2 separate regions of the Homo sapiens genome follow, and region 2 is linked to region 1. A link is a loop called in an ENCODE intact Hi-C map of the cell type or tissue named here. Cell type or tissue: spleen. All regions are shown on one strand. Region 1 overlaps SP100 (SP100 nuclear antigen). Region 2 overlaps SP100 (SP100 nuclear antigen).

The links. Hi-C counts contacts between places; a loop is a spot of excess contacts. Peaks named below come from ENCODE experiments on the same cell type or tissue, not always from the same donor. Only the 100,000 strongest peaks of a DNase experiment are listed, where the experiment ranks them.
Region 2: a loop joins it to region 1, with 2.1 times the contacts of the local background. A loop is called at or near these places in 6 of 110 quality-filtered maps.

Annotation. Positions count from the first base shown.
Region 1 is chr2:230,423,018-230,428,017 of GRCh38, reverse strand. The region is part of intron 2 of SP100 (SP100 nuclear antigen); the gene reads right to left. Among named protein-coding and RNA genes, the nearest start is that of SP100, 9.3 kb to the right of the region's middle. In spleen, no CTCF peak of the experiment used is centred here; no DNase peak of the experiment used is centred here; H3K4me3 peaks cover 1,840 bases; H3K27ac peaks cover 1,189 bases.
Region 2 is chr2:230,472,813-230,477,812 of GRCh38, reverse strand. It overlaps SP100 (SP100 nuclear antigen), which reads right to left. Exons shown (of 29, transcript NM_001080391.2): 16 at 4,373-4,489; 17 at 3,366-3,419. All of the region lies in intron 3 of LOC101928816 (a long non-coding RNA gene), which reads left to right. Among named protein-coding and RNA genes, the nearest start is that of SP100, 59 kb to the right of the region's middle. In spleen, no CTCF peak of the experiment used is centred here; no DNase peak of the experiment used is centred here; H3K27ac peaks cover 2,111 bases.

The DNA.
Region 1 (5,000 bases):
CTCAAGTGATCCACCCACCTCGGCCTCTCAAAGTGCTGGGATTACAGGCGTGAGCCACTGCAGCTGGCCTCAGGTAGTTCTTTAGAGCAGTGTGAGAATGTACTAATATAGTAATTTGTTATTGGAGACAGAATATAAAAAGTATGTAAATTGTAACATCAATTGACTGAAATGTGAGGGAGGGGAGAAGTAAAAGTGTAGAGTTTTGTATGTGTTTGAAGTTGTTGGCTTAAAATAGGATGGTATAGCTATAAAATATTTTATGTAAGCCTCATAGTAACCACTAAGTAGAAACCTGTAGTAGATAAGATTAAGAGAAAGGAATCAAAGTATATCATTTCAAAAGTGATCAAATCACAAAGGAAGGCAACAAGAAAAAAAGAAAGAAAAAAAGTACTACAAAGCTGTCAGAACACAATTAGCAAAGTGGCAATAGTAAGTTCTTACCTATCAATAAATGAATTAAATTCTCTAATCAAAAGAAATAGAGTGACTGAATGGATTAAAAAAAACCCCACAATATCAAACAATCTGCTGCATAGAAGAGTCTCATTTTAGGTTGGGCGCAGTGGCTCACACCTGTAATCCCAGCACTTTGGAAGGCCCAGGCGGATGATCACTTGAGGTCGGGAGCTCGAGACCAGCCTGGCCAACATAGTGAAACCCCGTCTCTACTAAAAATATAAAAATTAGCCGGGTGTGGTGGCAGGTACCTGTAATCCCAGCTACTCGGGAGGCTGAGGCAGGAGAATTGCTTGAACCCGGGAGGCAGAGGTTGCAATAAGCCGAGATAGCACCACTGCACTCCAACCTGGGTGACAGAGTGAGACTCTGCCAAAGGAAAAAAAAAGAGAGAGAGAGACTCCTTTTAGCTCTAAGAACACAGGTAGGCTGAAGGTGAAGGGATGAAAAAAGATATTCCATGCAAAAAGTGACCAAAAGACAGCAGAGGTGACTATATTTATACCAAATGAAATATACATTAAGTAAAAAATGGCCACAAGAGATACAGAAGATCAATATATAAAGATAAAGGGGACAGTTCATCAAGAGGATACAACAACTGTAAATATTTTTGCATACAGCACTGCAACATCTAAATAACTAAAGCAAATACTAACAGAACTGAAAAAAGAAAGAAACAGCAATACAATGTTAGTAGGAGACTGTAATACTCCACTGTCAATAATCATAGATCAATCAGACAGAAAAATATAAGGAAACATTGATCTTGAACCAGACTTTAGATCAAATAGACCTAACAAACATATATAGAACACTTCATTCAACAGCAGCAGAATACACATTCTACTCCAGTGTATATGAAACATTCTCCAGGAAAAAAATCATATGTTAGGCCACAAAAGAAGTCTTAACAAATTCAAGAGTGAAATCATATCAAGTGTCTTTCCTGGCCACAATATTATGAAACTAGAAATCCATAACAGGAGGAAATTTGAAGAATTCATAACTTCTGTACGGAATATATAATGTAAGGACATTAAACAACACATTCCTGAATAACCAATAGATCAAAGAAGAAGCCAAAAAGGTAACATAAATATCCTGAGGCAAACAAAAATGAAAACACAACATAGCAAAACTTAATGAGATGCAGGAAGAGCAATTCTAAGAGGCAAGTTTATAGCTATAAACACCTACATTAGGGAGAAAAATCTTAAACCATTTAGCTTTACAGTTGATGAAGAAAGATAAGGTAAACTCAAAGTTAGCAGCAGAAGGGAGAAAATAATGTAGATTAGAGCAGAAATAAATAGGTAATAGGAAAACAATAGAAAAGATCAACAAAACTCAGAACTTGTTCTTTGAAAAGATAAACAAAATTAGCAACTCTTTCACTAAACTAACCAAGTTAAAAAAGAGACAAGTCTCAAATAAATAAACTTATAAATGACAGAGGAAACATTACAACTGATAACATGATAATGCAAAGAATCGTGAGATTACTATGAACAATTATACATCAACAAATTGTATAGCCTAGAAAAAATAGATAAAGTCCTAGAAATACACAATCTATCAAAACTGAATCCTGAAAAAGCAGATAATCTGAACAGACCAATAATGAGTAAAAAGATTGAATAAGTAAACAACTTTCCATTAAAGAAAAACCAGTTGGCTATGCTAGTGAATTCTACCAAGCATTTAAGAAGAAACTAATACCAATCCTTCTAAAACTCTTCCAAAAAAAAAAATTAAGAGCAAGGAACAGTTCCAAACTAATTTTATGAGCATTACCTTGATACCTAAGCCAGATTAGTATACTACAAGAAAAAAAAAATTACAGGCCATTTCTCCAGATATACATAGATGCAACAATTCTCAACAAAATACTACCAAACCAAACCAAATTCAACAGTACACTAAAATGATCACTTACTATGATCAAGTGGGATTTATCCCTGGGATGCAAGGATGATGCAACATGTAAATCAATAATGGTGTTGTGCAACGTTAACAGAATGAAGGACAAAAATCATATGAACATTTTAATAGACACAGAAAAAGGATTTGAAAACTTCAGCATCCTTTCATGATAAAAAACATTTAACAAATTGGGTATAAATGAAATATACCATAAAGGCCATGTATGACAAGCCCATTGGTAGATTAGATTCAGACCGAGGAATCTAAAAAAGTTGAATCATAGAAACAGAGGGTCAAATAGCAGTTGCCAAAAGCTTGGAAGTCGGAGGAATGGGGAAATGTTGGTTAAAGGGCACAGACTTTCAGTTATAAGATGGATAAGTTCTGGGTATTTAATGTGTAGTATGGAAACTATAGTTAACAATAATGTATTACATATTTGAAATTTGCTGAGAGAGTAGATCTTAAATATTCTCATCACACACACGCAATGGTAACTATGTGACATGATGGATATGTTAACTAACTTCATTGTGGTAATCATTTCACAATATAAACATATATGAAATCATCATGTTTTACACCTTCAATTTATACAATTATACCTCAATAACACCAAAAGAAAGGTAATCACAACTAAATATTTTAACCTTAGGAGACTTTTAAATTCAAGCAATTATATCATGGTCTGTGTTCCTAAAGTACTGGATTGTTTTTACACATTTAGATGATTTCTGTAGGACGACAAATTTGAAGTTTTCAAATAGGGGCTACATTATGCCCCTATTACCATAAAACTTCCCTGGGGAAACCTCCCACTCCCATCACGGACCTGACACCACAGCAGTTCCAAATTAACCATATTTAGTTAAGAAAATGCTGGCACCCCAACTGGGAATTGCCCACTCATTACCCAGAAAATCCCTTCCCTGCTCCACCCCCACTTTTTTTTTTTTTTTTTGAGATGGAGTCTCACTCTGTTGCCCAGGCTGGAGTGCAGTGGTGCGATATCGGCTCACTACAACCTTCATCTCCTGTTTTCAAGCAATTCTCCCTGCCTCAGCCTCCTGAGTAGCTGGGATTACAGGTGCCTGCCACCACGCCCAGCTAATTTTTGTATTTTTCAGTAGAGATGTGGTTTCACCATGTTGGCCAGGCTGGTCTTGAACTCCTGACCTCAGGTGATCCGCCTGCCTCAGCTTCCCAAAGTACTGGGATTACAGGCCTGAGCCACCGCACCCAGCCAATCTCTCCTCTTATTATGTAATATTCCATGACTTCATTATGCTTATCCATATAGCATGTGAGCTCTGGCCAGGTTGGGCATGGCTCATTCTTTTGAGCATACTTGCAATCCTCTCTTGAGTGTGTATTTGCTTTTGCTCTGCAATCAATCTTCTGTACTTTCACTTTGGTCTGGCCTTCAAATTCTTTTCTGGGGCAAGGACAAGAACCTGTATCAGCCTGCTGGCAGCACCATTATTAATACCGTCATTTTACAGGGAAGAAACAAGGCTTGCCCCACCTCTACATGTATGCAGTGGCAGAGCTGGACTTCACATCACCCTTCCCCAATCATCCTAGTGTTGATCCTCCCTGCTCCTACCCTCTCTACTATCTGGCATTAGTTACTACACTCTTAATCATTGCACTATATTGCCTTTCAAATGTGGTGAAGCCTCAAAACTGATTATGCACTAGGCCACAAAAGAAACAACAATTGACTCTCACAAATGGAAATCTTAAGGAACACATTTTCTAACCACAATGTAATAGGATCAGAGTAAACAACCAAAGGACAGAGGACGACTTCCCCCACTCGTTCCACTGAGAAATTTTAAAAGCTACTCCCAAACACTTCTTAGGTTAACCAGGAAATCAAAATCAAAATAACAAATGGCTAAGAAATAAAATCCAATGAAAACACTATACGTTATAAAGGCCAAACATTTCCAAAGTGGCACAGAGATGAACATTCATGGCCTAAAATGCATTTATTAGAAAATAAGAAACACTGCAAGTAAATTAAGTTTTAAACCAACGTATTAGAAACAGAACACAAGGTAATCCCCTCAACAAAGGAGAAGTAAAGAATTAGGAAAGAAATATATAGAAAAATATAATAAAGAAAATCAAGATTTAATTAAATCTCAAACAGAAAATAAGAGTAGTGGATCAATAAAACCAAAAGGTGGTTCATTGAAAAGACCAACAAAATGGAAAGATTGATCAAGAAAACAAAGGAAAAAACAATAATAAACAATGGTAGGAATAGGAAAAAGGACACATCTTCAGAGAAGGAAAGGATTAAAACTTTATATAAGAAATTTCTATACAACTTTCTCCCAATAAGAAGAGAATCTAGGGAAATAGTTACTTTTTAGGACAATAAACAATCAAAACTGGCTCAAAGGTCAGCATAAGAACTAAAAATAACAGGAGAAATGCATAATATACTTCCAGAGCTTCACTAATCTGCTTTCTCCTAACAACTACACACACAGACATCAGTTTCAAATAATTTAATGGACAATTTTCTGCAATCTTTCAAGGAACAGATGATGTCTGTATTAAACAAATCATTCTAATACATATATGTGCATATATATAAA
Region 2 (5,000 bases), 50 kb before region 1:
TAGGCATAAGCCATGATGCCTAGCCAGTTCAATGCATTTCTGATCAGAGCTTTCAATGGACTTGGGAAGGAGTTGGGAGAGATCTTCTTGAGCTCATTCTAAAATTCACCCCAATGAAGCATCAGGATGGTTCTACCTCTGAGCTCTTCTTTCTTTTCTGTAGTGCCTTCAATTACAAAAGAAGAACATAGAATATAGACAGGTAAAGGCAGTGTGTAATCAAAGTGGTGATTCAAATCACCATGTCACCATGCCATAGTGTGGAGAATATTTTTAAAATTCCCACCTCACTTACACAGAAAGGCAAACCCCCTGTAGATTACATATGTAAACATTAAAAATGATCAGTTATATCAAACTTCTAGAATCAAATATAAAACAATATTTTTAAAATATTGAGGAAGAAATAGCTGTTGTAAATATGATATGGAACCCAAGAACCAGTCAGAAAAAGGCTGACAAATTTGACTACATAAAAATTTAAAACTTCTCTAGGACAAAAGATTCCCTTAACAAATCTAAAAGAAAAACAACAAATGGACAAAATACTAGCAACGTATATGACCAAGATTTAATATATATAATATTTAAGAGTTCTATATTCATTCAGAATAATAAGAAAAACACCATGACTTAAAACACTGAGAGGGCCGGGCGTGGTAGCTCATGCCTGTAATCCCAGCACTTTGGGAGGCCGAGGCAGGCAGATCACAAGGTCAGGAGATCGAGACCATCCTGGCTAACACAGTGAAACACCGACTCTACTAAAAGTACAAAAAATTAGCCGGGTGTGGTGGCAGGTACCTGTAATCCTAGCTACTCGGGAGGCTGAGGCAGGAGAATGGTGTGAACCTGGGAGGCAGAGCTTGCAGTAAGCCGAGATCACACCACTGTGCTCCAGCCTGAGCAACAGTGCAAGACTCCGTCAAAAATAAACAAAAACACAACAAAACAAAACAAAGAAACACAGAGCATTCTCTGACAAAGAGTTTTATGAAGAAGAAAAAGAAATGACCGATAATAAATGAAAAATTCCTGACGACACTAAAAATGAAAACAATGCACATTAAAGCAGCTCTGAAATAAGACTTTTTATATTTCAATTTAAAACGTTTTTATTGTCCAGGTATATTAGTTTAAAAAGCAAGAAAGGACAAGTGTGTACAGAGTTACTCATTTAAATAAAACTATATTCCAAAACGTGTTAATACATGCATAGTAAAATTCTGGAAAGATAGACACCAATGTTCACAAGAACATCTATTTTCAAATCAGAATGAAAAGCAAGATGAAGACAGAATAAAGCAACATGAGCATTTTGAAAAAAATAAATGGCTACTTTAAAAGGCATTCAGGTTTTATCTTATGAAAGGAGTAGAAAAAAATGCTCCTGGAACTGACAAATTTAGTAAAGTTTCAGAATACAAAATCGATGCATAAAAATCAGTAGCATCTTTATACACTAAAAACGTTCTAGCTGAGAATCAAATGAAGAACACAGTCCCATTTACAATAGCCATAAAGAAAATGAGATCCCTAGGAATTCATCCAGCCAAGGAGGTGAAAGATATCTACAAGAAGAAGTACAAAACACTGCTGAAAGAAATCAGAGATAGCACAAATAAATAGAAAATTATTCCATGCTCATGGATTGGAAGAATCAATACAGTTTGAATGACTATACTGTTTAAATCAATTTATAGATTCAACACCATCCTTATTAAAATAAAAGCGTCATTTTTCACAGAATTAGAAAAATCTATTCTAAAACTCAGTTGGAACCATAAAAGAGCCTGAATAGCCAAAGCAATTGTAAACAAAAAGAACAAAGCTAGAGGCATCGCGTTGCCCAACTTCTAACTATACTATAAGGCTACAGTAATCAAAATGGCATGGTACTGGTACAAAAACAGACACATAGACCAGTGGAACAGAACAGAGAACTCAGAAACAAACCTGCTCACTTACAACCATCTGATCTTCAACAAAATCAACAAAAATAAGCAATGGGAAATGGACTGTCTATTCAATAAATGATGCTGGAATAACTGGCTAGACATACGAAGAAAAACGAAACTGGACCCATACTTCTCATCCTATACAAAAATTAACTCAAGATGGATTAAAGATTTAAATGTAAGACCTAAAACTATAAAAATCCTAGAATAAACCTAGGAAATACCCTTCCTGACATAGGCTTTGGCAAAGAATTTATGGCTAAGTCTCCAAAAGCAATTGCAACTCAAACAAAAACTGACAAGTGGGACCCAGTTAAACTAAATAGCTTCTGTACAACAAAAGAAATTACCAAAAGAGTAAACAGACAGCCTTCAGAATGGGAGAAAATTTTTGCAAACTGTGCATATAACGAAGGTCTGATATCCAGAATCTACAAGGAACTTAAACAAATCAACAAGCAAAAAACAAAATCCAATTAAAAAATGGGCAAAGGACATGAACAGACACTTCTCAAAAGAAGACATACAAGTGGTCAACAAACATGAAAAAAATGCCCAACATTACTAATCATCAGATAAATGCAAATCAGAATCACAGTGAGATACCATCTCACACTACTCAGAGTGGCTATTATTAAAAAGTCAAGAAAATAACAGATGCTGGTGAGGTTGTGGAGGAAAAGGAATGCTCATACACTGTTGGTGGGAGGGTAAAATTAGTTCAACCATTGTGGAAGACAGTGTGGCAATTCCTCAAAGACTTAAAGACAGAAATGCCATTCTACCCAGCAATCCCACTACCTTTAGGTATATACCCAAAGGAAAATAACTTGTTCTATCAAAAAGATACACGCACTCATATGTTCCTTATAGTGCTATTCACAAAAGCAAAGACACGGAACCAATCTAGTTGCCCATCAACAGTGAATTGGATAAAGAAAATGTGGCACACATATACACCATGAAATACTATGCAGCCATAAAAAGAATGAAATCACACCCTTCGCAGCAACATGGATGGAGCGGAGGCCATTATCCTAAGCAACTTAATGCAAGAACAGAAAACCAAATACTGCATGTTCTTACTTACAAGTGGAAGCTAAACATCGAATACACATAAATGTGAAGATGAGAACAAGAGACACTGGGGACCACTAGATGGGGCAGGGGGAGAGGGTGGCATGGGCTGAAGAACCATCTGTTGGGTACTATGCTTACTGCCTGGGTGATGGGATTTTTGGGACACCAAGCCTCAGCATCACACAATTTACCCATGTAACAAACCTGCAAATGCACCCTTTAATCTATAATAAAAGTTGAAAAAAGAAAATGATGATAATAAACCTTAGCATTAAAAAATAGTTCATTTGTAACATAAAAATTAAGTAAATTCTTATTTGTTCTTACTTCTTTTCCCACTGTGTTTTTCCAAAGTAGAATTGTTTTCAACATCCATGGTATCTAGAAAGTGACAGGTAGTGGTCAGAGAACTGTAATTTATAAGTAAAATTTATAAATCTTATGACAATTCACACTGCATGGAAGGCTTGCGTTTATAACAATATTCTGAGTATAATTTATCTGTCTTCCTTCCAAAGGAAACAGACACTGAATTGATGTCTAAGGTCTTCGTCTAGTTCTCTGAGACTTTGAAACAGCTCTTCATTACTTTTATGCACCAATTTCCTCATTTATGAAACAGGGACAGCAACGGTTATCCTGTTCAGCTTTAAAATTTTTATGAATATTAAATATCTTACTTGCAAGAGTTAATAGGAAATCACTATATAAATCAATAACAGTCCAGAGGATATCTTTCAAAACAATGTATTTTTAGCATAAGAGTAGGTATCTGATTTTTCTTTCCTGACAGGTAGCAGGACTATTTGTCTTTTTAGGCCTTTCCAAAGTTGTGACAAAATGACACTATTACCTGTGAGTGGAAGAACATGTTTTCTTTTTTTTTTTTTCAAGAACAAGGATGGAACTCGCTTTATAAATTCAACACTTTACTATTGATATGCTAATATAGTGAGATACTACTATGTTTACCAGTGTATTTTTTTACCACCTAACCAAGAGAGCCCATTCTGTTAAATATGGCTTTATAATGATCTCTTGCCTCCCTGCAGTTCCCAAAAGGGTCGGGTTAAGCAAATGTAGAGAACAGGATTCTGGCGGCACCAAACCTGTTCTTTGTCACAGTCTGCTCACAGTCAAGTGCAGCAGGAAACCGGGACTATGATTTCAGACTTTTGAAATTCTGAAGCTTGGGGCCTGTGGGCCCACTTCCTGTTGGTGATCCAGAGGCTGTTTCATGCTTTGCTTCAACTCTGATCACTTCCCACATCCCTACCCAGTGTCTGTGATATCCACTGAGCCACTTCCATCCCAAGACCCTAGGGTAGCCTTACCCATCATGTCAGATGCTTGACTACTTTCAGTCCTTGCTTCTTGGCTTCTTGGCACACCTTTTGGAAAACACATGACACAGGAGCACTTCTTATTTTCAGGTTCTTGTGGCTGTGATCCTAAATTGTGATTTGTAAACATTTTTATTTGTGCCCACTCCCCTTCAAAGATTCTCCTTCCCCCCAACATTAGTGACTGCCCACTCCCCACAGCTAAATTAAGGGATGGGCTCTACATCTGAAATCTCTTTTTCTTTTGTGGTTCCTCACTGTATTTTTCCCTTCTGTTCATAAATAACCCTGAGAATTTCATCTTGAAATAAAGGGTCAATTAATAGTTTGTTTCAGTGATGAAGAACACTGGAGGAGCAAAGGCTGGTTTTAGGGAAAAAGATGATGTGCTCAGTTTTGGAGGTGTTAAGTTTGAAGGTCTTGAGTAACATCCAAGTGGTGAAGTCTAAGGCCTTCAGAATCTCCAACAGGAGCCTTCTGACACTTGGATGAATGAGTTTAGAAGACAGGGCTGGCTGGAGATACACATGTAGGAATCATGAGGTTGTGGGTGGTGACTGAAATCACAGGAGTGGATGAAATGCCTGGGTGAGGCCTTTTTTAATCTGGGTGAGTCAGA